Regions from separate parts of the Mus musculus genome. Here all the other regions are linked to region 4. Evidence: chromatin loops called from intact Hi-C (ENCODE). Cell type or tissue: heart. All regions are shown on one strand.

The links. Hi-C counts contacts between places; a loop is a spot of excess contacts. Peaks named below come from ENCODE experiments on the same cell type or tissue, not always from the same donor. Only the 100,000 strongest peaks of a DNase experiment are listed, where the experiment ranks them.
Region 1: it touches region 4 in a loop (5-fold over the local background); 23 of 42 quality-filtered maps call a loop at or near these places.
Region 2: a loop joins it to region 4, with 6 times the contacts of the local background. A loop is called at or near these places in 22 of 42 quality-filtered maps.
Region 3: it touches region 4 in a loop (5-fold over the local background); 2 of 42 quality-filtered maps call a loop at or near these places.
Region 5: it touches region 4 in a loop (2.6-fold over the local background); 2 of 42 quality-filtered maps call a loop at or near these places.
Region 6: a loop joins it to region 4, with 6 times the contacts of the local background. A loop is called at or near these places in 13 of 42 quality-filtered maps.
Region 7: a loop joins it to region 4, with 4 times the contacts of the local background. A loop is called at or near these places in 2 of 42 quality-filtered maps.

The regions. Positions count from the first base shown.
Region 1 is chr2:126,995,488-126,999,487 of GRCm38, forward strand. No RefSeq gene overlaps it. Among named protein-coding and RNA genes, the nearest start is that of Ap4e1, 11 kb to the right of the region's middle. In heart, a CTCF peak has its summit at 1,507; no DNase peak of the experiment used is centred here; H3K27ac peaks cover 371 bases.
Region 2 is chr2:127,006,724-127,010,723 of GRCm38, forward strand. Ap4e1 (adaptor-related protein complex AP-4, epsilon 1) reads left to right here and starts at 1,988. Exons shown (of 21, transcript NM_175550.3): 1 at 1,988-2,177. The coding sequence starts at 2,031. In heart, CTCF peaks have their summits at 76 and 1,903; DNase peaks (open chromatin) are centred at 118, 978 and 1,948; H3K4me3 peaks cover 2,091 bases; H3K27ac peaks cover 1,347 bases.
Region 3 is chr2:127,246,960-127,250,959 of GRCm38, forward strand. It overlaps Ciao1 (cytosolic iron-sulfur protein assembly 1), which reads right to left and starts at 857. Exons shown (of 7, transcript NM_025296.4): 1 at 523-857; 2 at 51-199. The coding sequence starts at 661. Tmem127 (transmembrane protein 127) reads left to right here and starts at 989. Exons shown (of 4, transcript NM_175145.4): 1 at 989-1,125; 2 at 1,533-1,850. The coding sequence starts at 1,607. In heart, CTCF peaks have their summits at 845 and 1,971 (motif pointing right); DNase peaks (open chromatin) are centred at 892 and 1,882; H3K4me3 peaks cover 2,270 bases; H3K27ac peaks cover 1,945 bases.
Region 4 is chr2:126,931,072-126,935,071 of GRCm38, forward strand. It overlaps Sppl2a (signal peptide peptidase like 2A), which reads right to left and starts at 2,164. Exons shown (of 15, transcript NM_023220.2): 1 at 1,876-2,164. The coding sequence starts at 1,941. In heart, a CTCF peak has its summit at 1,991; a DNase peak (open chromatin) is centred at 2,030; H3K4me3 peaks cover 1,974 bases; H3K27ac peaks cover 2,116 bases.
Region 5 is chr2:127,203,305-127,207,304 of GRCm38, forward strand. All of the region lies in intron 1 of 1810024B03Rik (RIKEN cDNA 1810024B03 gene), which reads right to left. Among named protein-coding and RNA genes, the nearest start is that of 1810024B03Rik, 3.0 kb to the right of the region's middle. In heart, CTCF peaks have their summits at 1,837 (motif pointing left) and 3,236 (motif pointing left); no DNase peak of the experiment used is centred here.
Region 6 is chr2:126,873,563-126,877,562 of GRCm38, forward strand. Trpm7 (transient receptor potential cation channel, subfamily M, member 7) reads right to left here and starts at 2,699. Exons shown (of 39, transcript NM_021450.2): 1 at 2,412-2,699. The coding sequence starts at 2,414. In heart, a CTCF peak has its summit at 1,525 (motif pointing left); a DNase peak (open chromatin) is centred at 2,689; H3K4me3 peaks cover 2,838 bases; H3K27ac peaks cover 2,456 bases.
Region 7 is chr2:125,669,207-125,673,206 of GRCm38, forward strand. It overlaps Shc4 (SHC (Src homology 2 domain containing) family, member 4), which reads right to left. Exons shown (of 12, transcript NM_199022.2): 5 at 1,061-1,114. Eid1 (EP300 interacting inhibitor of differentiation 1) reads left to right here and starts at 3,894. Exons shown (of 1, transcript NM_025613.3): 1 at 3,894-4,000. The coding sequence starts at 3,986. In heart, a CTCF peak has its summit at 1,878; a DNase peak (open chromatin) is centred at 3,975; H3K4me3 peaks cover 655 bases; H3K27ac peaks cover 682 bases.

The sequences.
Region 1 (4,000 bases), 64 kb after region 4:
CAGAGACCAGAGAATCCTTGGAAGCTGCTGGGCCAGTCAGGTGTCGTATAAAGCAACTGTCGTATAAAGACAAAATCCAAAGAGGAAAAGATGCAATGTCTGGATTCTCTCACGATAGAGCACATGTGAGCATGGCAGACATATACACAGATAAAAGGCAAAAAAAAAAAAAAAAAAAAAAAGGTATGCTCATGCACTTCCCACTGGAAGTCAGTTCCAAACTTTGATAATTCCTCACAAGCTATTCTTTCTGCAGCTCTCAATTTCCATACGAAGTGAGTAATCTCTGTGTAATAGACCAGTAACATTACAGATTTGGAAATAGACCTAAGGAGACTTTACCAAAACTCATGGACAGGCAAAGGAAGGGAAGATGCAGAGTGGGGGTTATACTAAGGTAGCTGCGTTTCATCAGTAATGTTTTAAAGGTCATTTAAAAATTCTAATACAGCCAGGCATGGTGGCACACGCCTTTAATCCCAGCACTCGGGAGGCAGAGGCAGACGGATTTCTGAGTTCGAGGCCAGCCTGGTCTACAAAGTGAGCTCCAGGACAGCCAGAGATATAAAGAGAAACCCTGTCTCGAAAAACCAAAAAAAAAAAAAAAAAAAAAATCTAATACACTCTTACAAGAAATTTCCACAGACACACATACTACCAATGTACCAATACTAGAGAGTCAGCATAAGTTACCAAGAGGATTTGTAGCTGTGTGGATCTTGATCTGATCTAATCTAGGTATTTCCAAATGTTACGGAAGTATGCGTGAGAGCATAAGAAACTCTATCTGGGGCTAGTGGATGGCTCACTGGGCAAGAGCACTGACTGCTCTTCTGAAGGTCCTGAGTTCAAATTCCAGCAATCACATGGTGGCTCACAACTACCCGTAATGAGATTTGACACCCTCTTCTAGTGTGTCTGAAGACAGCAACAGTGTACTTATTTATAATAATAAGTAAAAAAATTTTTTAAAGAAATTCTATCTGGAGAAAGGTATTTCAAGTATTGACTTATCAAAAAATTGCTTTGTGCTTCTCCTGTGAATTTTAGTCTGAGAGAGAGAAGGCAATAGGAGAGAATAGGATCAACAAATCATAGCCAGGATTGGGGTGCCTGAAATCTAGTCCTAGCACCTAAGAGGAGGTAGAGGCAGGAGGATAAAGCCATGGATTTGAGGCCAGCCTGGTCTACACTGTGAGTTCTAGGAAAGCCAGTGAGAGTCTGATTCAAACAAAACAGGAACTAACAACAAACGCCAAAATAAAAAAGAAAGAAGCCACAAAATAGAGGATAGAAGATAATAGTCATTAACTTATCCAGAGACAGAGTCTTTGAAGGCAAGCCCCACATATTCTGTAGAAAAACAAGGCCTTCCTACTGTTTATTATTGAGTACCGCACTTACAAACGGTCTATTTTGGTTTACTTCCTCTTTGGAATGATCCTGGCCTTGGGATCCAGTTGGCTTTCTTTTCTTTCTCCTCTGAGTATAGACGGTCATCTAGTGACAGCAGAGAGAACTGCAGCTACCCTCCAGCTATTGAGGAAGCTTGTTGGATCTGCAATGAAAGGAGTTAGGTTGGCATTATTCACCACAACAGAGACCACCTTGTTTGTTTGTTTGTTGTTTTGTTTTTCGAGACAGGGTTTCTCTGTATAGACCTGGCTGTCCTGGAACTCACTTTGTAGACCATGCTGGCCTCAAACTCAGAAATCCGCCTGCCTCTGCCTCCCGAGTGCTGGGATTAAAGGTGTGCGCCAACACGCCCGGCATCAGAGACTACCTTAATACTGCCATCTGTAAGCCTGTCTCCTAAGCACTCCTCCTACCAAAGGCCACTTTATAACATTGTCTTCTTGTGTCCCTCTTCCCTGAGAGAGTATCTTAAGATCAACTTAACAACAGGCTTTGTAACACTGTATTCTTGTGGGTCATTGATACTACCTCAAAAGCTAGATTTGGAATACCTTCTTCTTGTACATAGCCTCCAACAGAGACACCTCTTTTTTCTTCATTATTTTAAATTCCTTTTATAACTTTTTGAGAGCTTTGCACATGAGCATTGAGTCTCTATCCACTCCTTGCCTTTCCTCATCCGTCAAACTGCTCCAGTGTCTATCCCTCCCAATGCATGGCCTTGTCTTTATTATTTTTACATATACATATATAAATACATATGTGTATGCATCCTCTGAGGGCATTCAGCATTGCTTATATGTACAATTATCTCGAGTTGACCACTTGGGATTGCACATCCTATGCAGGGCTGGCTCTCCTGGAGGAAAGTCATTCTCTCTTTCAGCAACTATTGGTCATTGTAGCTCTTCTAGGCGTGGGTCCATATGGAACATCCTGTGTCCACATTGGCATGTCAGCTGATGTTGTCTTTAGCCAGTCTTCACACAATCATTAGTGGGTGCATTTGCCCTGTCATGCTTAGGGGATACTATCTAGTAACAAGTGTCCTGGACCATGAGTCTTATAGTCTTTCTGCCCCTTCTATGATTTTCCTTGAGCCTTGGGCGTAGGGCTTGTTTTGAATACGTGTCAGTTGGGGTTGGACACCCCACAGATCTGTAATCTCTGCGTTTTGACCAGGGTGGGTCTCTGTAATAGTCTCCATCTGTTACATAAGAAAGCTTCTTTGATGGGGTGTGAGAGCAACTCTTATCTTCAAGGTTCAAGGAAGAGTTTAGGATAAAGTTAGAAATTACATCGGTTTAGGAAAAAGGCAGGATTAGGGTCTCCACTCGGGTCTATGAGCTCTCTGGCCACGGGTAACCAGTTGGCTAGGATTACAGTACCAAAAGTGGATTTCTGCCCATTGAGAAACCCTGGATGTCCTGGAACAATCCAATTAGACAGCCATGGTTACAAGATAAAAGCGACTATTGACCATGCGAGCTATCTTGCTTTGTTATGCCTATGGTCCTTGGGTTTCACAGCTGGATAGGCCTATAGATTGCTCCTCTCACTGGGCAGCTTGTTTAGCACCTGCATGTGTCGGAGCTAGTCCTCTGCAGGAGGCGCCCATCTCAGTTCCAGTTCAATTTCTCCAAGTCTGTGTCTGAAGTGTGTGGTGTCTTCAGCAATAAGGTCTTGCCTTCAAGTTCTGGAAGTCAACCGAGGGCAGTGGCAATGATCCATATTGGTTTTTGGTTTTTGTGGGAGGTTGGTGGGCGTGTTGTTGGAATTCTTGTATTCTTCTGACAGTAAATCAAGGGGAGTTTCCCATACCTGGTACTGAGCCTTTTGCGGGGAGCATCATCACCTCGGGTACAGTAACTCCATTTAAATAAATAAATGTGTTTGCTCACTCACATAACATGCCTTCAGAAAGCTGAATCAGACTTTAGTGAGCATTTATTTTTTTTTTTTTTAGATTTATTTATTTATTATATGTAAGTACACTGTAGCTGTCTTCAGACACACCAGAAGAGGGCGTCAGATCTCGTTACGGATGGTTGTGAGCCACCATGTGGTTGCTGGGATTTGAACTCCGGACCTTTGGAAGAGCAGTCGGGTGCTCTTACCCACTGAGCCACCTCACCAGCCCCTAGTGAGCATTTATATATGCCCTGAATGTTAAATTGTGTATTTAACAAGAAAGACTTACAGAACATCTCAACTTTTAAAAATGTTACCTTAGGGCTCAAGAGATGACTCAGTGATTCAGAGTACAGTTTGTTCTTCCAGAGGATCCAGGTTCAATTCACAGCACCCACGTACAGCACCGCTGCATGGCAAGGTGTTTAATAGTATGTATGATTTATATTCAATGATAAAGGGTTTTTATAAGATTGATTGATTGATTGATTGATTATATGTAAGTACACTGTAGCTGTCTTCAGACGCACCACAAGAGGGCATCAGATCTCATTACAGATGGTTGTGAGCCACCATGTGGTTGCTGAGATTTGAACTCAGGACCTTTGGAAGAGCAGTCAGTGCTCTTACCCGCTGAGCCATACAATTAAAATGTAATTTAAAGTTTTAAATT
Region 2 (4,000 bases), 76 kb after region 4:
AAATTCAATGTACATGAGTTATAGAGCCAAGAGCTGGGAAGTCTGAGTTAGGGCCAATGGCCGTTCCGCTGGCGCCCACTTGTGTATAACAATGGAACTTTTTGTAGTGGTTTTTGTTTTGTTTTGGGACAAAATCTCCAGACAGCCTTGGGCGGCTCTTAACTGACTATGTAGACCTAGATGCCCTCGAACTCACAGAGATCCACCTGCTTCTGCCTCCCAGCACTGTGATTAAAGGCCTGTTTGTGCCACTATGCCTGGCTGAAGTCCTAGGCCGAATTATTTATTTATTTATTTTTGGCTTTTGACGTTTGGAGACAGCGTTTCTCTGTATAGCCCTGGCTGGCTTAGAACTCAGAGATCCACCTGCTTCTGCCTTTTGAGTGCTGGGATTAAAGTGTATGCCACCTCATACAGCTCTAAATTGAATTCTTTTAAGCTGTCTAGACCCCGCTTCCGCAGTACCAAGGAATCACCTTGCCTATTGGCTCCCTCTCAGGTCACTGACCACCTCCTTGTGGTTTCTAAAGCTGTTCTATGGCCACGACCTACAGGTTTGGCATTTTTGAGCCTTTTAAGCTGTTGCATAATTTTCTAGCCAATTCAGTATGCTAATGAAAGCTGTGTAAGAAGTTTTAGTGCGGGGGTGGGTGGATATGGGGGACTTTTGGTATAGCATTGGAAATGTAAATGAGCTAAATACCTAATAAAAAATAGAAAAAAAAATAAATAAAAAAAAGAAGTTTTAGTGCTGCTTGAAAAGCAGGAACAACAGAGTTTTGCTTTTTATATAGCCTACCATGTCTCTGTTTCAAATGTGTAATTTTTCTTCCTTTAAACTTTGGTCCAAACAATGACCCTGTTTTACTGGCACCACAGCACAATTTGAAAAAGCTCTATTGGATAAGACGGACTAAGGGGGATAGTGAACATCACCCAGGCCAGGGGAAGGAAAGTTTCACTTTACTTTTTGGCAGTGTAGCCGCGTTCCTTTCACCCGAGTCAGAAATGTATCAGCTTTCCCCAGCATATTTTTTAGGTGGAAGAAAAAAATTGGGGGATGGGGAAAGTTAAGACAGGGTTTCATATAACTCAGGTTTGTTTTGAACTTGATATGGAGCCGGTGATGCCCTTGAATTTTCTTGCTCCTCCTTCCAGTCTCAAGGGCTGGGATTTCAGGCAACAACCACTACATGGCTGGAAAGTAAGTTTTCTAATTTAAACTAGTGAAAGGGCCTAAAGTTAAAAAAACACACACACACATACACACACACACAGTAAACAAAACTTTACGTAGGCATAAAATATTAAATTCTAAAGAAAATCTGTTTTAAATAATTTAAATATTGAGATTTTTCAATAAATTAAACTTTTTTAAAAAAAGATTTATTTATTATTATAAATAAGTACCCTGTTGCTGTCTTCAGACACGCAACAGAAGAGGGCGTCAGATCTCATTATGGATGGTTGTGAGCCACCGTGTGGTTGCTGGAATTTGAACTCAGGACCTTTGGAAGAGCAGACAGTGCTCTTACCCACTGAGCCATCTCACCAGCCCTAAACTTTATCTTTGCATAACTATTCTGTCAGGCAAACTTTTTCTTTTGTTGAGGTGTAGGTACAAGAACAACTTCAAGATTTAAGAAAAAAATTTCACTTATCACAGACAAAGTTTCAGAGATAAGAGCTCCTACAGGTGTTAAGAACACTATAAAGATGGTAGGTCAGGTTTGTAATCCCAGCACTTGGAGGCTGGGACAGGGGAATGGCACGAATTCATTAACCTTGGGAAGTTCGAGAAAATACAAGATCATGCACACACATTTCACCGCTAATAGAATGATCATGAACTTCATGTCTCCAGAGAACTCCTCTCTCCTCCTAGACTCGTGCGCCCCCAGGCGGTGTTTCCCGGAACTTCATCCTGCTCGTCCTGCTCCGGCGCGAATAAAGATTTCTTATTCAAAACGCCGGAAGTGACTACGGAGGCCGGGAGAGTCAGCGCGAAGTAGCCTCGTAGGGAGGCAGCGATGAGCGACATGGTGGAGAGGACGCTGACCGCACTGCCGGGGCTCTTCCTGCAGAACCAGCTGGGAGGACCTGCGGCCTCCAGAGCACCCTTCTTCTCCAGGCTGGGCGGCCTCATCCGTGGCGTCACTGCACTCTCATCCAAGCACGTATGCGGCGGGGTTGGCTGGGCGGGATGGGGTGGGGCGGCGGGGCCGGAGACATCGGTCCGCTGGATGGACGCAGCCGGGCGTCCGCCTCAAGTTGCCTGTACCGACCGACCTCAGGAGGCCGGCTTTCTGATTTGGAGGCCCGAAGACCCTCCGTGTGTTTTCTCATGGGGTGCTTTGAGGATTACATGAGCTGTCAATCGAGTGAAAAAAGCCAGTATGACCTAAAGCCTGAGCTATAGGCTCCTACCAAGTTTCTCCTCCCTGTTGAGATTTTTGTTTTGTTTTGATTTTTCGAGACAGGATTTCTCTGTGTAGCCCGGGCTGTCCTGGAACTCACTCTGTAGACCAGGCTGGCCTCGAACTCAGAAATCCGCCTGCCTCTGCCTTCCAAGTGCTGGGATTAAAGGCTTGTGCCACCACTGCCCGGCTCCCTCTTGAGTTTTAATTTTTCTATTTGGAAGCATCACGTACTCGGACAGACAACCCTCATTCCCACCCCTGACAGGGCTGTTAATCTTTGCAGAGCTTGAGGTTTAGTCTAGACCAACGGGTTGGGCAAAGACGCGCTTTGAAAACTAGTAGTTACTATAGAAGTTATTAAGTTCCCACGTACTTTGTATGGTACTGACTCAAAGCCTCAAGGAGTGTTTGTCTTAAAAACATAATATTGTGTCATACTTTCTTCAGCAAGTATTTATCAAGCACAACTATATGTTAAGTAATGAAAATAGCAAAACACTTTTCTGTCTATTTTCTGTCCATTTTAGACTTAACATAAATAAGTAACTACAGTGCAGTGTAAATGCCTGCAGCATGGAGAAGAGAAACAAGATGCCTTTAAAGGTTTAAAACGGGCTTGTGTTCTCACTGGAAGCTGGTGTGTGGCAGGGCTTGCTGAACATCCCTTAATCATTATTCGTGTACTTAACATCTCTTCGTGCTTTTCTGTTGCTAATTTGTATGAGAGGGCAAGTAAGTATTTTGTGTGTACATGTATGTACTGAGAGAATGTGTATGTGCTGGTATGTGAGGATGCACGGACCCACGGCACATGTATAGGCTTCCGAGAACAGCTTTGGGTCTTAGTCCTTACCTTCCACCTAGTAGGTGAGATCTCTCTTGACGCTTGTTTCTGTGTTGTATATTCAGGCAGGCTGGCTAGGGAGCTTCGAGTGTTCTGTCTCACCATAGGAGTGCAGGGATCACAGGTCCACCTCACCACACCCGGCTTTGTGCTTTTTACACATTGAGCCATCTGCCTCTGCCACCGCTCTGAAAAATTTAGAGAATATAGTTTTTTTGGCTTAGTTTGAAACTGCACAGACAGCCAGATGTGGTATTACTGCCAGATGTATTACTTCTAAGTTTTGTTTTGTTTTTAGATTTGTTTCAAAGTTGTGTGTGTGTGTGTGTTTATGGCATGTGTACATGAGTGCAGATGCTCTCAGAGTCCAGGAGAGTGTGTGTGATCCCTTGGAGCTAGACTTTTAGGCAATTGTGAGCCACCAGAGTGGGTGTGAGGAACCAAATTCTGTCCTTTGCAAGAGCTCTGTGTATTCTCACCTGTGGCATCTCTGCAGCCCCCACCAGCAGTTCGGAATTAGCCACTTAACGTCAGCGACTCAGTGTGTGATTTGAACATAACATTGTATTAGTTAGTGGTTGGCCAGGCCCTAAGTGCTTCCTGAGGTCCAGCACAGGCAAGCATCAGAGTTGACCACACTGGTGTGTGCAGTAGACAGCGAGAGGGAAGATGGGCTGAGGAGGATGAGGAAGAGTAGAGGTCAGGAAGACTGTGTCTGTCTGTCTGTCTGTCTGTC
Region 3 (4,000 bases), 320 kb after region 4:
AGCCCTGGGGTGCAAACAGGTAATAAACTGCTCCCATCCAACCTGTTTACCTCAAAGTCATCCTGGTTCTTCTTCCAAATACAAGTGGTGGCATCAAAGCTGGCAGATGCCAGGTAATTTCCACACGGGGACCAGGCCACTTTCCTAACGGTGCGCTGATGGCCTTCAGAAAGGACAGACTTGCAAATCCAGCTGTCACCTGCAAGCAGAGAACAGGCTAGGCTTTGGAGCGCCATCGATGCCATTCACTAAGTAGTACTTTAAGTGGGACCCTGTTGCTGGGACAAAGTCAGTCACCATTATTACTACGATGCAACCGATCAAGATTCTGAAACTGTTAAACTGCTCTTCAGGCGACTTTCCTCATTTTTCTACCTCAGCAAATATCCCAGTTCCCGCAGCAAATATCCCAGTTCCCGCAACAATTCCAGCCTCTGTTGACGCTGGCACACTCCTTCCCCGACACTTTTCAGAGTAGTGTTTTCCTCGGCACCAGGGCCACAAAGCCAAGCCAGGCCTTACCCTCGGTGCCCCAGATGCGAATTTTACGGTCGCCTCCGCAGGAAGCCAACAGGGTCCCCGAGGGGTTCCAGGCCAGGAACCAGCAGCGGGAATCCGGGTGCGCCGGGACGCGGCTCTGCAGTACCAGAGAATCTTTCATGGCGACTGTTTTAGGGTAAGGAGAGCACACCGAGAGAAGCAACGCGCCAAACGCGCTGGGCACTATAGAACCTTGAGACCGTCAGATGTACAGCTTCTGCAAAATATGTCGCCCTAGGAATTGACGTGCCCGCTGTTGACGCCGCGTGACCTTCTGGGACTTGTAGTCACTCCCCTCATCCTCCGTAACTGGAAGCCTCGCGGGACAGTCCGGAACTACCAGTACCCTGATGCCCTGCGCAAGAACAAGCGGCGCGCGCACACAGTGACGCGCACGGAGGGCAGGGCGGAGGGCCGGAGAAGAAGGAGGCGGGGGTGGGGTGGGGTTGGAGGAAGCCGGAAGTGCATCGGCCAGGGTCCGTCTGGGCGTTGCGGGTTTGGGGCCTGGGATCGTTTGGCCCGGGCAGCTAAGAAGCCTGTGACCGGGCGGAGCGGCGCCATCCCAGCCCTGAGGCCTGCTGACCGGTGAGGAGCAGGGACTAGAGTAGGGAGGGTTACTGAGGCTTAGGTCGCACCCCAAAGTGCGGATTCCCGATCTCGGCGGCCCAGCTGCATCCTCCGCCCCTCAGCACCCCTCTGTCTGATAACCCTGGTCCAAGTCTCCTCCGGTCCCCTTGCCAGTAGCCGATCCCCTCCCCCGGCCCCCCAGTACCTCCGCCCGTTCATCCTGGCATGTCTACAGCCAATGTAGTCCCCTGCCATCTCCGAGCCCTGATCCAGCACCCCTCATCCAGAGCCCTCGGTCCCCGCCCCCCGAATTCCCGCAGTCCTTTGGTCTGTGCTCAGCCCTGGGTCCCACCCCGCAGTCTCTGGTGCGGGCCCTGACAGCTCCGGGCCAGCCGCCCATTGCGTTGCTCTCCACCTGGGTACAGACAGGCTCTGCGCGCCCCGCTGAGGTCGGCGGCCACCACCAACGACCGCAGAGCTACAGCGGGCAGCCCCGGGCATGTATGCCCCTGGAGGTGCCGGGCTGCCGGGAGGGCGCCGGCGGAGAAGCCCGGGAAGCAGCGCTCTTCCCAAGCAGCCGGAGCGGAGCCTGGCCTCGGCCCTGCCTGGCGCCCTGTCCATCACAGCGCTGTGCACTGCCCTCGCGGAGCCCGCTTGGTTGCACATCCATGGAGGCACCTGTTCCCGCCAGGAGCTGGGGGTCTCGGACGTGCTGGGCTATGTAAACCCGGATCTGCTAAAAGGTGAGAGCGCTGAGCTCCTGCTCTCTTGGCTTGAGGGGCGGTGCAGAACAGATATGAGGCTGGCTGAAGTATAGATAGCCAGAGGCAGTCATTTGTCAAAGGAAACAGCCCCATTCTTGCTTGGTGTTCATGCCCACCAGGTGGCTCTGTTTGGGGGTCTAGCCTCTCATTAATTTTGATGTTATTCAGCCAAGCACCTACTCCTCACCGTCATGCTAATCCAAACTGCTGCTATTTTAGGTTTCTGCCAGAGGTAGGTAGAAGAAAAAAGGGTGTTTGTCAGGTATTACAATTAGCCTCCCCTTTCTAACGGACATGTGAGATGCAGAATAGTCGTTTGGGGCAGCTCGATCGATGGAGAAATCAGAACTGTTAATGTGACCAATTGTAAAAGACATTTTAGTATTCTATGATAATTGGATTTACAATAGAGGGGACTTGTGGCATCCCAGGTCATCAGATATCAGTTCTATTAACACCTTCAACAGTTGAAACTTGGTTTTCCATGCCTTTACAGGTATGCCATATTAAGACGGTTGCTTTATTCATCAACAGATTTCCCAGACTAGCAGGCAGAAGAAAGCATCTGGTCTGTTTATTGGATGAGATAGGAGTCTAGGGCTTAGAGGAGGGCCTGACTCAGGAGCCTCCTAGCTCCTCCTCGGTTTCTAGGAGTGAGGAGAAAGGCTGTGCAGTATGAAAGCAGAAATGTCCTTCCTGATTTTAAACATAAAAGTGGTCAGTGGGACCCAATGGTCACATCTTGTTGCCTTCAAGTCCTTTGAACTAGTCTCAAAAGTCCTCACCTTTCTTCTTTGACACTCTTTAGTTCTAGTATGTTCCTATTAGATATGTGCAAGGTGTCTCATGAATGGCTCAGGCCCTAGGATTTGGTGAAAAGGTCAGCGCCCCCCTCTGCATTGAAATAAAAACCCTGCTGTAGGTCTATGCTGAGAAGCCCTATCCTGTCACCTGGTGGTGTCTTTGGAGGTGAGTTCTTGAACAACTTGCTTCTCTTTGCATATTTGCACATTCAAGACTTTAGGATGGTTTTTTATAGAAAACAGGATGAAAGCTTCTGGTTGAGATATTTTTTACCCTCTTCCTGAGTTTGTCTCTTTAAGACCAAGATTGGGGCTGGTGAGATGGCTCAGTGGGTAAGAGCACCCGACTGCTCTTCCGAAGGTCCGAAGTTCAAATCCCAGCAACCACATCGTGGCTCACAACCATCCGTAATGAGATCTGACTCCCTCTTCTGGAGGGTCTGAAGACAGTTACAGCGTACTTACATGTAATCAATAAATAAATAAACCTTAAAAAAAAAAAAGACCAAGATTATAGGCTGGCTAGAGGTGTTCTTTAGCATATACCTGATGGCGCAAAGGCTGTGGAGTTTGAATCTGGATGCCTTTCCATTTCTTTGTGCTCACCTTCATTCAGGCCTTGTGGCTTTGATACCATGGTGTTTCTGTTTCAGGAGCTGAGTGTCACCACAAACTGGGAAAGAGTTTATGATGCTTGTCCTTTGCGGGTCATCCCTGGGATGGGAGGGTCATAGCATTCAAGAGGTGGAGAGAGGCAGTCTGATTTCATCCTTGTGTCAGAGATCCAGGAAGAAAAGGGAAGCGAGCTCTCCAGGCTTGCCCTGCAGAGCGGCATCGCTGACACTGCCTCCTATCAGTTGATGCCAGAATCCTTAAATGTTTATCTTTTGTTTTTCTTCATCTGTTGTAAAGAAGGATATCATGACACCCTGTGTGTACATTGCCATCAGAGGCATGTTAAAAGAAAGTCAGTTCTTGTGCAAGTCTCTGTTTGTTCACAGATATATTTGCCCTAAGAAATTATCCAGACCTTCTCAAACGTTGCCTTAACCATTCCATTGCATTTGCTACATTTGCTACATGTTTCGATCTCTTAGCCTGTGTGCGTTTGCCTTCTCTGCCCACTTCCTTGGCCATGGAAGCCAGGATCACTTGGCTCCTGCTATAAATAGGAGCATTGGCAGTGGGGCCTTGTGAGCCACTGCAGAAGGCAAGGAATCTGGTGTCTTGGAGCTTCGGTCTTCTGCTCTCTACCTCTGTGTTTTGGGTGTCTAGTAGACTTTCAGGCATGTGGTATCCTATGTGACTGTTGATTTTTAGGCCGAC
Region 4 (4,000 bases):
GGGAGCTCAAGGGCAGCCAGTTTCAGACCCTGTTTGGGGGAGGCCAAGTACTTCAGGGACCATACCTAAAACAAGCTTGCTAAATAGGTCAGTGGTGGCACAAGCCTTTAAGCTCGGCTCTTAGAGGAGGCAGAGGCAGGGGGATCTCTGTGTGTTTGAAGTCAGCCTGGTCTACAGAGTGAGTTCCAGGACAGCCAGGGCTACAGAGAAAAAAAAAGTCTGAAGAAAGAATTAAGACAACAACAAAAATAGCATGCTACATAGGTAGCCGTCATTACCCTTGTATCCATGACATCCATCATTACCCAGGTATCTTCTGAGCTCTTTAATAGCAACCACAGTGTGGACTTAACACTTTGTATGTTCTGTTTGGTTTGGTTTGTTTTCTTGAGACAAGATTTCTCTCTGTAGGCTGTCCTGGAACTCTCTGTAGACCAAACCGGCTCCAAACTCAAGAGATCCACAGACCTCAGCTTCCTGAGTGCCCAAAAAATGTGGGTTTATCAAGAGTAGATGTATTACTGTGCTAAATATTGATTTACCTTGAGAAAAATTAGTGGAGCTATGGTATAAGTACGTAAACATTATTTCGTATTAATCATCTTAAGTTCCCTGAAATGAGTTAAGCTTGACAGCTAAGCTAGAGGGCCGAGACATTTACATATCCTGTGAGTTTTCTTTGGACCTAAATGACACTTGTCTGGTTATTCAGTTCCTGCTTTAAAGATACAAAGTAAAGCTACTGTGCTGTCATTCTCTCCTCAAAATACTTTTTGAATGGGTTCTCTCCGAATGCTGTCCAGCAAAGTTCCTAGAACGCCAAAGGCTACCTTAAAAAAAAAAAAAAAAAAAAAACTGTTTGGGGCTTAAACCTTCTCCATGACCTTTTCAAGCCCAGAGTGACAAAGCAGTCTTTCAGAGAAGTGATGGTTTTTAAGTAATAACTACATACACAGTTTACACAACAGTGTGCAAACAATACCGATACAAATTTCCCAACATCAAATGTCAGAAAAGAAAGTGAACAGAAACAAAATCTAAAACACTGAGAGTTAGCTTCTTGGTCACACATTGGAGCTCAAATTACTTTGATCCCGAATTTTAAAACATTATTTCAGCAAATATGGGTATGTGAGCGCATATTTGTTATTTTTTTCTCAACCAGACTTTGACCCTTTTAGACGTCAAACTATTCAAACCTCTCATTTCCCCTTTAAAGGTATTTTAAAGTATACCTATATGAAAACAAAAGCATAATACAAATCCCATAGTATAATCACATGTACCTTACATAGAAGGCACTATCTGGGAGTGAAAGGAAAGTATATAGATATTCATATGGCTATAGAGAGAAATGTATGTGAGCGCAGTCAACAAAAGAGCAGGCCAGAACGCTAACACCTGGAACCCTGTTCACACCGGCCCCTCCATCCGCCTTTTTCTAGGCAAAAGGCAGCAGTAAGATTGGGCTACACAGAGAAGCACAGAAGTGAATTCTTTGAATTAAGAAGAAAAGATGCCAGCACAGTGAAAAATTATAGAGAGGGCTCCAGGACCAAGGAGGAGGAAGCTCCCCACCCACTCCTACCCCCGCCCGCGGGTTTCTCCCAGGGGTTGGGCATTTCGCTGGATTTCGGGGGCTGGGGGCGGGTGAGGAATGCTGGGACTCAAGGACGAAGGCAGTTAACCGGGCCCGGGCAGTGGGAGAATGGGAAGCCAGGGTAGAAGGAGAGGAAGGGGGAGGTAGGGAAGGAGGAGGGATGAGGGAAATCCGGAGGAGGTTAGAGGGAAAGGAAGGGATGGAGGGGGAGGGGGAGGAAGCGGGAGGAAGGGGAGGGAAAAGCGGAGGGGAGGGGAGGGGAGTGCGGCTCTCACCAGTCCGAGCAGGCAGCTCCAGAGCAGGGCAGCCGCGGGAGCGTGCAGCGAGTGCAGCAGCCCCATCCCACGGGCGGGCAGCTAGGCTCAGGCTGCGCTGGCGGCACCCGGACCTCTAGGGTGCAGCCCCGACTTCCTCTTCCGGTCCCTCCCGCGAAACGCTAGGCCGGGACTCTGTGGGTACTGTCAGCTCCTGGCAGAGCCGTTTTAGCTGCGTAAATCCTGGGTTCTCGTTCGGTTCCCCCTAACTGCGGCCGCCGCCCATTCCAAGCCACTGGAGCTTCGGGTTTCAGTTTCCTTTCTGGCCTCTGCCACGTAGCCTCGGGGCGATCTTCGTAAATACGGAACCCAGACGAGGCTCCTCTCCACACTTGGCAGCACAAATCAAAACTCTTCCTCTGCTGCTAAGTTTACGTCACCTCACCCTGTTTTCTCTGTCCTTGGTTTCTCTACTTTCCCACCCGTTAAGATCCACAGACCCTCCAGGCGGGCAGTCTCTGGGGAATACACTCTTGGTGTTCCCTTATCACTTACTTAACACTTCCTCCCTAAAGAGGGTTTCCTAGTACACTTCATCTTAAGTACCCCTTAATTCACTTTCATGCTATGATTTATTTGTAACCTTCATAGCTTTTTTTTTCTTTTTGTTATTTATTTATTTATTTATTTATTGCTGTTGTTGTTCTTGCTTTCTTTGGAAACATCCTCGACTAGTACTGAACTCACTTTGAAGATGATGGCCTAGAACTCAGAGATCTTCCTGTATCATAGGCATAAGTCACCATGCCTGAGGTTTTGGGGGTCCCTCCCCCCATTTTCTTATACTCATCTATGTATCTCCCATGCTGCTATCCAGTTAATGGAAGGATCCCTCTTTGCTCTGTTGACTGCTGTGTCCTTACACACAGAATATCCAGTGTATACTAGGTTGTCAAATATTTGTTGGATGACTATTTAATACCAAACACTGAATAGGACAGTGTTCCTGTTATCCTAAAGGAGGGACACAGCAAGGACTACAGATGTGTGAGCAAACACTGTTACAAAGCAACCTTTCACAAGGAACTCCACAAGGATCCAAGGGAGGTAAAAATAGGGCACCAGGAAGAGAAAAAAAAAAAAAAAAAAAAAAAAAAAACACCAGCCCTAGCTGAGTATAACTGACTATTACCTTCTGTGCAAGTTAATTTCAGCTAGGCAAAGAGGAAGGAAGCATTAGTCTGAAAGCCAAGGGAGGCAACTACAGAACTACAGAACTACAGAACTGGACCTTGGCTGAAGTTAGGAGAGGGGGAGAGTGAGAAGAGGCAGAGGGTGAAATAGTTGCACAGCTTGGAACTTGAGACTTCCTCATTGGCATCTTCCTGGGGGAATTCCTGAAGGAAGCTCTCCCACAGTTCTGCGTGGGTTTTTTCTGTAGTTGTCTGTCCCCTGGCTTCCCCCTCTGGTCCAGTTTCAATCTATTTGTAACCCTACCAGCTGTAAGAACCCCCTAGACAGAAACTGCCTGTCAAGCATTGTTGCATTTACTCTCAGCCACTTTTAGAATCCTTCTAGGACACTGATGTTTAAGCTAATCTCCCCTTTCCACTGGGATCCTAGATACTTGCTCATCTGATGAGAGCAATATATCTGGATTTTAAAAACATTTCCAGATTTAATATACAGCCAAGCTTAAAAACCTTTCATTATTTAGTGTTTCAGAGTGCTGGCCTGGACCACGGCTCCTGACTGCAGTTTCAGCATCACCATCCAAACCTATTGAATCCGAGAATCAGAGAATGAGCATTCCAGAGACCTCATACTGCTACCTCAGTTTAGCTCAAATAAATCTTACTCCTGACCTTCTAAGTTGTCTCAGGGGAACATTTATACTCTTAAGAGCTTCTTGTTGGATGAGAATTCCTAAAATAGGACACGAAAAAAGGAAAAACTATACAACAATAAAATCAAATTCACTTCACCAAAATAAAAACCTCTGTTCTTTGGAAGATATGTTTTTTAAATATTTATTTGTGTGTGTACTTTCATAGACACCTACATGAGCTTATGTCTACTATGTGTGTGCAGGTGTCTACAGAGATCAAAAGAGGACACCAGATCCCAGAACTGGAGTTCTAGGTAA
Region 5 (4,000 bases), 270 kb after region 4:
TGTTTTTCTTAGGAACTCTGGCTAACATAAAGCATTCCAGGTTTATCTCTAAGTAACTCAGACAGACCTCTTCCTCTGCTTTACCATACTCTTAGTTCGTCGGTGGCCAGGGGGTGGGGGTGGGGCTTTCTCACTTTACAGATACTGTTTCCTTGATGGTCACTCTGACCTGCAAAAGCCTTTTCTACAATATAAAGTTCTTACCCCCACCAAACTGCTCCTCACGGTTCTTAAAGTTCTTTACTGACCTGGATATTTGCTGGGTCAAACTTTGCTTAGCTCTTCACGTGAATGTTCTTTTATCTGTCCTCGTGAACTGGGGTTCAAATATAGTGTCTCTTATTCTAAGTTCCCTCAGAACTCAGATCTCCTGTTCCTGCTTCGCTGGTCTTCCAGCCCCTGCCATTTAGGGGGCCTTCAGATGGAGTTAGCCATGTGTTACTATTGGCTGTGATATGCCAATCTATTAGGCATGTACTTCCCTCAGACAGTCTCGGGTCATGCATTCTGACCCTTAATGAAGGATGGGAAGTTGTGTTTCTCAGTTTTCCTCCTTTCACAGCTGTCAGACTGATTCCATTTGATTTCTTTCTTGTCCCAAAGCCCCATGAGCTAGATTGCACCAGGCTCTTTTATTGCTAATTTAAAAGCTTTCCCTAATTCCTGAAGTTTAAGTGCTGAATATTTCCTGATAACCCTAGGTTCTTGTAAGAGGCCAACAGTAAGGCCCTTCCTGCTTTTTTTATTACAGATTTTTCTCTCCTTTCCCACCAAAGTTTGGACTTGAAGGGCATATTCTATTTCTCTTATCACCTTTATCTCAACTGTTCTTTTCCTCATTTTGTTGGCCAAACCAGAGGTTTAGATGAGGAGGATGCTAGCCATATCTCCCTTTTCCTATTTCAGTACATTCTTTAAACAAATGACCCTCACGATCATATCTGGTGGATGTGATATGGTGTTTCTTATACTAAATAAGTTTTCCTAGAGGTGTCCAGTTCCACACACAGTATGAAGTTTTTCCACTAACACCCTGAATCTTATAGTTGCCCTATATATATTTTGGCTACTCCACAACTTCCATTTGAATTGATGGAGAACCCAAAAGTTAAATGGCAGATTTTCTTCAGAATTCTATTTATCTGAGTCACATCTACAAAATGGTATAGGACCTAACTAATTAGTTATGTATATTGGAAGACACAGAGTCCCAAAATCATGTAAGTACTAGGAAACGTGAATGTGCCTTCATCAAGGAAACACCAGCCATTTCCTCAGAAGAAATCCCGAGAGAAGATCTACAAAATAGCATTAGAAATATTTTTAATCGCGTACCAAATCCAAGAATAAAAGCTTCTTTAAAGCAATGAAAATATGGCCATGGGTCGGATGCAGCAGGTTAGGTAGTGTGGTTGCGGTGGTGGAATTTGCTGAGCATTTCCTAGACCTCAGTAGGCATATCGGTGGCTTTTCCCAAGGTTGCCAAGACCCGGCAGCGAGAACACAAGAGAACGAAGCCAGCCTGGCTTTTGAAAACACCTGGGTTCTGGAAAAAAAGAAAGATTACAAACTTCGAGCAAATGACCATCATAAAAAACAAGATTTCTTCACAATTCTCTGGAAGAAGGCTCTTGAAAAAATTTCAGAAGAATTCTACATTAAAGTGACTCCGGCCAAAATCCAGGATGGAGTTCGTATTTTTAAAGAGAGCAAGGAAGAAGTAACAGCTGAGCAGCTAAGCTGATGAGAACTCAGAACATCAAGTACATAGAGAGGAAAAGGATTGCAGAAGCAAAGAAAATTGAAAGACTGAAATCAGAGCGCCATCTGCTGGATTTCCAGGGAGAAGCAGCAGAATAAGCACCCCCTTCCCTTCCCCTCTTCATCTCAAATGCTGGGATTAAAGGCCTGTCCCACCACCACCCAGCTGAAAATGTAACTTTTAAAGATAAAAAAAAGTTATATGTAAGAGAACTCAAGGCTCATTCTAGATTCCCTCCAGTGGCTTCCCAGAAGACAGGTAACTAGTGAGCAAGAGTGGACACTGATAACCTCATCAAATTACAAATGACACCACATCAGAGTCCCTTCCGCCTGGATGGAAAGGACTCCTTCAGGTACTTCTAACCACTTGTTCTGCAAAACTTCAAGAGCTAAATCTTAGATTTATATTTCTCAACTCAAACTTTTACCCACTTCTGAGGACACACTCAAATGGACTCCAGGAGAGCTGAGTAAATCTCATCTTCTATCACAGTGGTGAGTGAACACCATACACACAGAACTCAAACCATCCTCACAATATTTATACCTCTCTCTTCCCATACCTCTAAAACCCTTTTAGATTTATATATATATTTTTAAATTGTCTAAGTTACCTGGAGTTTTCCTTCGTGTGTTTCCTAAATGATAAGAAATCTAAAGGTGCTCACTGCATCAGAGGCCACAGAAAAATGAAACGGGAGAACTGATTTCATAGAGTTGTCCTCTGATCACTACACGTACACCGTGGCACTTGCACCCCACCACACAAGTCACCCTGTCTTGCACAAATCATACATATATACACCCATTAAATTTAAATAACAGTAATCTTAATTTTAGTGAAACTACATATGAGGAAGATATTATCTCTCACCATGCTTTTGTTGTAGTTACTTGCTTATCTACATGTTTTTCCTTAAACTAACTCTCCAACCTTAAATAATGAAAAAAAAAATAGGGCTGGAAAGATGGCTCTGCTGTTACGAGCATTTGTCGCTCCTGCAGAGTACCTAGGCCCAATTCCCAGCACCCACATGGCAGTTGACAACTATAACTCTAGTTACAGGGGCCCTGGTGCCCCTTTGTGACCTCCCCACACAACAGAAAATACAAGTAAATATTTTAAAAATAGAGGCTGGTGAGATGGCTCAGTGGGTAAGAGCACCCGACTGCTCTTCCAAAGGTCTGGAGTTCAAATCCCAGCAACCACATGGTGGCTCACAACCATCTGTAATGAGATCTGACGCCCTCTTCTGGAGTGTCTGAAGACAGCTACAGTGTATTTACATATAATAAATAAATAAATAAATATTTTAAAAAATATATTTTAAAAATATTATCCAAAGGGGATAAAGAGGTGGCTCAATGGTTAAGATCACTGACTGCTCTTCCAGAGGTCCTGAGTTCAATTCCCAGCAACCACATAGTAGCTCACAACCATCTGTAATAGGATCTGGTGCCCCCTTCTGGTGTGTCTGAAGAGAGCGATGTTTGCAGTTACGTAGAATAAATAAATAAATAGAAAAAAATTATAATTTTTAAAGTTATTCAAGACTGTCAACACTTTCATAAAATAATTCTCTTATTTTCAGTATAACATTCAGTTTTTAAATTGACAAGGGCACTGGGCGTGGTGGCGCACACCTTTAATCCCAGCACTTGGGAGGCAGAGGCAGGCAGATTTCTGAGTTCGAGGCCAGCCTGGTCTACAAAGTGAGTTCCAGGACAGCCAAGGCTACACAGAGAAACCCTGTCTCGAAAAACCAAAAAAAAAAAAAAAAAAATTGACAAGGGCTTATTTTATATCTTCCAAGTGGAACTCCATTTGGGAAGGTAACTATATTTGAAATGCAAATTCTTAGACCCCCTAAACGATAAAACTTCTTCCTACTAATAAAGAAGAAAAAAAGTAAATGAGTCCAACCTAGGGTTACTATGCTGCTCTTACTGTTAAATATGATAAGGTACAGCTTGTCACAACCATCCATAGCTGCAGCCACGGTGTTTATGAGTTGGAGGCAGGGGGATCAAGAGTGCAAGAGAAGTCTCTGGATAGCAAGTTTGAAGCCTGCCTGGACTCCAGGAGATCTTTTCTCAAAAACCAGATAAGGGCTAGAGAGATGGCTTAATGGTTATGAACACTGGCTGCTCTTTGAGAAGACCTGGGTTCCAACCCCTCCACACACATGGCAACTCACAACCTATCTGCAGCTCCAGTCTCAGGGGATCTGACACC
Region 6 (4,000 bases), 58 kb before region 4:
TTGTCACAATACCTCTGACTAGAACATTCTAACTTCAGTTTTGCAAGTTCTTACTTGGATAGACCACTTCAAAACTTTTACTCACCCATCCCCAATATTAAAAACTGAACCAAAGCATAACACATACTAGGTACGCAATCAATCAGCCAGTGAGCTATGTGCCCAGTAATAAGCATTTTTTTCAGTTTATATTTTAAGTAATGCCTTCAACCATTATACCTGCACATTTTAGGTAATGACCAATTACAACATGGTTTCATTTTACAGCTGGTTATAAACAACACTAGAAATACTAGTCCACAAAAGTTACCTATTTATTTTGCTTTTTCAAGGCAGGACTAAACTCAGAGATCTGCTTGCCTCTGGTGCTGGGATTAAAAGTGTGAACTACCATGCCTGGCATAATCCTTTGATTTTTGACATCTTAATCACTTTCTTTTCCACCTTTACCCAAGGAACTATCTCCCTGGCCTGTAATAGACTCACAAAAATAACAACTTACAGTAAGAATTATACAGTATAGACCCATTATTCCTAAATGAATTTTTGGACAGACTGACCTAAAAGGTGAGGAAACTGAATTGAATTATTGAATAATGAGTCCACGTTTTAGCCAGGCATGGTGGTGCAAGCCTTTAATTCCAGCACTCAGGAGGCGGATCTCTGAGTTAGAAGCTAGCCTTGTCTTGAAAAAAAGAAAAAAAAAAAGACGATGAGGAAGGAGGATGAAGAAAGAGGGAAGAAAAGCAAAACACAAACAAATTTAAGAAACACATTTTAAGCTATCCTAAGGTGTTACTATAACTCAGATGCATAGTGTAATGTAAACCACTCAACTCACTATTTATCAGGAATTAAGCAGGGAAAAAAAATAAAATTAACACTCTTAATTCTAAAGTTAGACTGTTCTCCTTACAGAATCAACAAGTTTATGCATGTCCAAACAATACTATGTGCCATATACGGTGAATTACTTACAAAACTAAAGCTATTGTTTTTTTTTGGGGGGGGGGGATCTTTCATCTGTTAATGAAAACGTTTTAAAAAATATGTAACCAGTATGTTCAAATGTATGCTGTTTACCATCTAAAATGAAAAACTAGATATATCACTGAATACTCTGTGCTTAACGGCTTTCAAGGCACTTGGATTCAACTCACCCTCCAGTAGAGTCCCTTAAATCAAAGCCACAAGTATTTAAATGAAATGATTTAGCGGAGACAGAGGCACTTTAACTTTCCTTTCAGAAACTAGGAAAAGCCAGGCGACAGACACCTGTGATTCCAGAGCTCAGGAGATGGACGCAAGAGGATAAGGAACTCAATGATAGACTCAGGATTTGAGGCCAGCCTAGGCTGTGTGTAATCCAGTCTCAAATAAAAGGAGTCTTCAGCGGCTGGAGAGATGGCTCGGCGGTTAAGAGCACTGACTGTTTTTTTCTGAAAGTCCCGAGTTCAAATCCCAGCAACCACATGGTGGCTCACAACCATCCCTAACAAGATCTGACTCCCTCTTCTGGAGTGTCTTAAAACAGCTAGCTGCAGTGTACTTACATATAATAAATAAATAAATCTTTAAAAAAAAAAGTAGTCTTCAATAACTTTACAAACGAAAGTGAGAAATGCAGTATTTATTCACATGTACTTTATAAGTAAGACACTTCTAAACCTAGCCCTAGCCCGACATGGTGGCGCACGTCTTTAATCTTGGGAGGTAGAGGTAAGCGGATCTCTGAGTTTAAGGCCAACCTGGTCTGTCTACACAGTGAGTTCCAAGCCAGCCAGGGTCACAAGCGAGACCTTGTCTCAAAAATAAAGAAAAGGCAGAAAACTAAACCTGTCTGACTTCGGCAAAGAAACACCAGTTTGCATAAAGCCTATCAAGTTAAACTACTGAGCAGGAATGCCTTTCCTGCTCAGATCCTAGATCTAAATGGCTTTCTTTGTAAGAACTCTCCAAATCCGGTTCCTGGCCTTAACAACAAAAGCTCTAGCCAACGCTGCAACACACCGACTCCCTCCAGTCTGCACATTGGCTTCAAACTGTCTGGGACAACAGATGAGGTAGTTCGACGCAGACCTGGCAACGCACGGTCTCAGCCTCCCAGGAATTGTCCCTTCCCTGTCGCCTGCTAAACAAAACCCCGAACCACATCGCAGTCTACACCGTCAAAATCGCTCCCGTTCTATTAAACAAAATAATAGTAGAAAATGTACCTGTAGAGCGTCTGCGGCACAGCCACCAAGTCACAGCTCGGAACCCGCGCCCTTCTCCTTGCCACACCACCCCAGCCCTCCCTCCCTTTCCGTGACGGCTCCGCTGCGAGCGGTGGCGCCCGGAGGGTCACGGAGCTCCCCGGAGCGCCGCCCAGGCTCCCGCGAGGCCCGCCCGCGCCAGGCCCGGCTCCGTACCATTCTCCTCACGGGGCGGACTCCGGAAGGGCAGCGGCTCCTCCTCCACCTCCGCGGCCTGCAGCCATCTATCGGAAAGCGTCTCCGGAGGCGGTGGCACGGGCCACCGAACAAGGACAGCCCCGGGAAACCTTCTCAGAACTAACTCAGCTCCAGCGCTAGCAGCAGAAGTCGAGTCTTTCATAATTGTGCGACCAGCTCCGCCGGGTGACTGGCCACAGGGACGCGCCCGCGCCCGCCTCCGCCGGAGACGGGGCCGCGGCAGCCACGTGACGGGGCCGTCGAGTGCGTCGCGCGGAGGGCGTGTCACGTGAAGGGCGCGCTTACTGCGGCCTGCCCCTAAGCTCCGCCGGCCGGGAAACGCCGAGCTGCTGCTTTCCCTGGTGTTGCTGGCTTCGGCTTCCCCTGCCTCTGTCCACGAGAACTTGTTCCGCTTTAATGACCAGATTCCCCGGCTTCGCCAAAACTTAGCTCCCGGCCGCGCACGCTTGTCTGTTTCTTTTGCTATCGCATCTGTCTACGTTGGTTATTAGCGATCTCTTCCCGCACGTTATCCTTTCCCATCAAGGGTGCAATCCGTTTTTTTTTTTTTATCAACACTGCTATTATTAGTGACTTATTTTAGGTGTATGTGTGTTTTGCCTCATGTATGTCTGTGTACCATATGTGTGCAGTGTCCTCAGAAGACCGTGCTAGATCCTCCAGAACTGGAATTTCAGACATTTAGTGTTATTTGAGTTCCTTTGTAGCCCAGGCGCCTGGCCTAAAATGACCTTGAACTATGGATTCTGCCTTTAACCCCACACTGCTGGGATTGCCGGCTTTTGCCATCCTGAAAGTTTTTTGTTTTTTGTTTTTTTTTAGATCAGGAGTAGTGGCACATGCCTGTAATCCCAGCACTCCGAAGGCTAAGGCAAGAGGACTGCAGTAAATTCCAGGCTATCGAGGATTAGAATGACACCATCTTAAAAACACAAAACCAAACCTGCTTTTGGCACATCATCTTTCTGTATGTATATTATGGGTATGGAGAGTCTTGGAACCAATTCCCTACAGAGACCTAGAGACATTTTTTCTTACAATTTTAAAGGCTCCTCTGCCTGAAGGGCTGTTCTGCCTCTATCTTTCCTCTTTTAACTCTGGCTAATCTCAAATTTACTGTAATCCTCCTGCCTTAGATATACATCTTTAAGTATACATTAAATCAATAGATGCAAAACCTAACAAAATACAAATGTGTATTTCTTTAGATTAATAAAATGTTCAGTATAATTTTATTTCCAATTATTTTCCTTCTTTGGTTGGTTGAGTCAACCTAGAACCTAGGTATAGGGCGAGCCAACTGCACTAGCCTGCTCTGTGTCTATAGATGGACTGTGGATGGACTAGCTGAAGTTTCCTACAATGTGCACGTACCTTGGTTTGGTTTAGCTTCTTCCATGCTGCATAGTTATTATCTCCCAAGCAATATGACCCACAGTTCACTGAGCCAAGCCTCTTCAACAAACTAATCCAGCCACTCACTCTTTCTCTTACAAGTTTTGTGGTGCTTATAAATCATCTTCAGGCATTCCCCACCTTGTAGGCCT
Region 7 (4,000 bases), 1.3 Mb before region 4:
CTTGGCCTCAAATTAATTCAAGCAATCTGTTCTGGTCTTTTGCCTCCTGCACACATTCTCTGGCTTATTCTGTCTTCACGTGTGCCTAGATTTTTTTTTTTAATTAGTAAAACTGCCACTTCCTTCCTCCCTCCCTCTTCCTCTCTTTTCTGCACAGTTCTCTCTTAAGTAGCCTCTTTTTCCTCTCTCTTCTTGTGAGAGTTGGGCATATCCTATTCTGTCAAATCTTTTTCTGATTTGTCACTATTTCTGCCACTCAATTAGAAATCACTTTCAAACACGGGTGCTCCCTTCTACAAACTAACTTTACCTTCATCAGGATTAAAGATGTGTACTAACGGTTTTGTCTGAATTCCAGCTAAAGGGATGAACCGGTGTGCTAAGGCTGAGCCACACCACAACTAGATTCAGCTTTTTTCAGTAAACAGCAATCTCGGTGTTCACAGTGTGATAAAATATCCGGCAACACAGTGAGGAATCAAGGAATGACACTCTGGAAAGTATTCTCGGAGAGAACCCCTGTACAATCTGTGACTGGTGAGCACTACAGGCTCTTGACAGAGAGCCCCCCCCCACCCCCCCGTGACTGAGCAGTGTCTTCAAGGTTTACACAAATCTGGATGGTCATTATAGACTGGCCTTGTTAGCCTTGGCTGACAACTCTGATGGTGAATGGGATTCCCATCTTGGATTAAATCTGACTGATAATCTGCTTAGTCTGCTTGTGGGGAACATTCTGCAAGAGAAACGGCAGTGCACACAGGACACACAGATCTCACGATTTTTATGTTAACTGAAAACTTACCAGATGATAACTCAGTGGCTACTAACACCACAGAGGGCTAGCAGTCCTTCTAGTAAGCCTGACCTTTTAAAATCCTGACAGAGGAAACATTTGCCCAAACCACTGTGGGTGTTTTGTTTTGTTTTGTTTTGTTTTCTACCTGATACATGAAGCATTCAACAAATTGCAATATTGAAAAAGACATGAAGTAGTTAATATTCTGCATATGAAAATTCTTAGGACTCACAAAAAGAACTTGTACAAATCTAAACTTACAGGGTCCCCTCCAGAGGCAAATGAAATCGATTGCATTTGGTGATTTGCAATAATCTGGAAAACAAAAGCAAATTAAACATTTTAACACTATAATGTGTTTGATTTGTTTCTACTTACTTAGCATCCCTTTAGAAACTATACTGTCTGCATTCTAAAATAAACTCTTGTTGTTGTTTTGCTATTGGGATTGAAACTGAAGTATTGTGTATCCTAAGGATTTACTCTACCATTAAGTTACGTTCTCTACTCTCATCTGACCCATGGTGCCTTTCTCTCTGCCCTATTCACCTAGGTAGACATACGTTCTAGGTCTAACTATCCAATCAGCAATCTACTCAACACCGCTCTCTAGATACAGCCAATCAGTGTTTTGTGGGAGAAGCTGGAATCAGTAGTAGAAGGAAAAATATCTCTCTCTGCCACTAAGGAACACCCACACTTGCCCAATGGGGCCATCTTTTGCTGTCATGTGAGTGAAGCCTTCTGGAATATAAAAATTTCTTTCCAGAAAAATTGAGAGCTGAGAGTTAAAAAAGCAGACTTGGAAACATGTGTCATCAATTTAACCAGAACATTTCCCCCCTTCCCTTCATACTCTTATTTATTTTTTCTGTTTATAGACTTAGTGTATTTACTTTTGTTTAGTTATTCACTACTATGTATCCAAACACACTAATATTAAGATTTCTAACATGGGGGATAGAGAGGTTGCTCAGAGGTTAAGGACCCTGGTTCCAGTCCCAGTACCAACATGTTGTCTCAAACAACCTGTGACTCTGGTTCCAGAAGATGCAAAGCCCTTTTCTGGCCTCTAGGGGCACAGAACATGTACATAGTACACACAAGTAGGCAAAACACCCACACATAAACCTAAAAACGATTGAAAAACATAAAGACTTCTGATATCACTAGCCAAATAACTGCACTAATTTAACCCAAAATGATTGTTTTATTGGAGATTCTAATTTGTTTGCTTGTGTTTGGAAATCACAGTGCAATAACTGACTTGTATAGGTTTTAAAGGTTAATTAAAATGCCAGCTATGCAACTACCAATGAATCCTGATTGCAGAACTGTGAGGCAGAACCTACGAAGGCTGTACATACAAGACAGCCAAGCAAAACTGCTCCTAGAAGCATACTCAACAATAATTGAATAAAGTTGTGCAACAAGATGTTTCCTTAGGAAATGAAATAACTAGGCTATTTATAATAGCCCTGAATTAGAAGCAATCCTGAAGGTGACTATTGTGATATTCAAATAGTAGACTGCTTAAAATATGACAACATATTTGTTGGGTTAAAAAAGAAGTCAAAACAAAGAATATATCAATACATCGTTTCATTTATCAAAACTGGCAAACTTTTTATTGAACTATTTGCATAAAGTCTGAATTGTGGTTATTCACGAGGCACAAAAAGAGAGAAGAGTGGTTTTCTGGGATCCACGAATGATGCCTTTTCTTCTGGGTAGTAAGTAAACAAATATATGTAGCTTGTGATAATTAAGCCACACACATTACCTGTGCACTTTTCTCTATTAACATTTCAATAAGAACAAAAATCAACATGCAAAGATTATATTCCAATAACAGCTCATGAGAAACTTCATTTAATGGATAAAGAGGAAGATTTCATACAAATATGTTCAAGTATGTAAAACTAGTAAGGATCATGTAACACTTTGGAGAAAAGTTCGCTGAAGAATATAAAAAATGACCATTGGCAAAAATTATATAAGATAAAGAGGAATGCTATGGAGCATTGTCTCTTGGACATGACAGGGCCATTGCATCCACGAATAATAAACTAAAGCTATGGAAAGATTATAAAGATACAATCAAGGCTGGAGAAATGGCTCAGCAGTAAACAGCATCGGCTGCTCACACTAAGGACCAGGGTTCGACTCCCAGTAATCACAGGGCAGTGTACAACTGACTTCGTTTCTAGGAGTTCCAACGCCCTCTTTTGGCCTCTGTAGGCACAATGCACACACGTGGCACACAAACATTACAGACAGGCAAACAAACGCATACACACGAAAGAGAGATCAAATTGATAAAACTTAAGTTTACTTATATTAATTCCATAAAACAATACGTGGTAAGGGTGTGGATATTCTCAAACACTATTGGCTACAGTTTAAGTTTGTAGAGCAACCGTGGCGCGTGATTATCTGTATATATTTAAAATATGTATAGCCTATTTTCCACCTTTCTTTATCCTAGTACTCACACATGTATGTGGTTTAGTTTCCCCATGGTATATACGTGTGGACATACACACAATTTATCTTTGGTTAGGTCAACTTCAATAAATTCAGAAGAAAAAAACCGAAAAGTTAAATTTTCTCAGTGCGCAGGACGGGACTAGTGGGATTTGAAATGGTGAGAGGTAATGGACATGCTGATCACAGGAACGCTGGGGAGGCAGGGAGGTGGAGGAGAGATGGCATCTGTGACAGAAGGCCAGGGCTTTCCATCTAGGCAAAGCAAGCACTTGGCAAGGAACTTAGAGCTGGTCTCCAGGTGGGTCACCAGCGGAAGCATCGCGGGTCCTGAGTGGGTGTGAGGGTGAGGTGGGAGTCCGGGAAACATAGGGGGTGAGGGGTGGGAAGGGAAGAGCTCGCGCCCGCGCCCGCGCCCGCGCACCACGCCCCCCCCCCCCCCCGTGGACCAAGCGGCCTACTCGCCAGCACACGCACGCCATGCTGGCACGCGCACCACGCCCGCCTACCCGTTTGCGCACGTGAAACGTGCTCCGCACGCGCATCACGCATGCCCACTCGCCTGCGCACGCGCCCCCCCCCCCCAGCTCGCGCTCCACGCACGCCCTCTTGCCTGCGCACGCGCACCACGCCCGTTCGCGCGCCCGTCTCTGCAAAAGGTTCCTTTTTTTTTTCCACCTTGGTCGAGTCGCTTCCACCATGGCGGAGATGGCA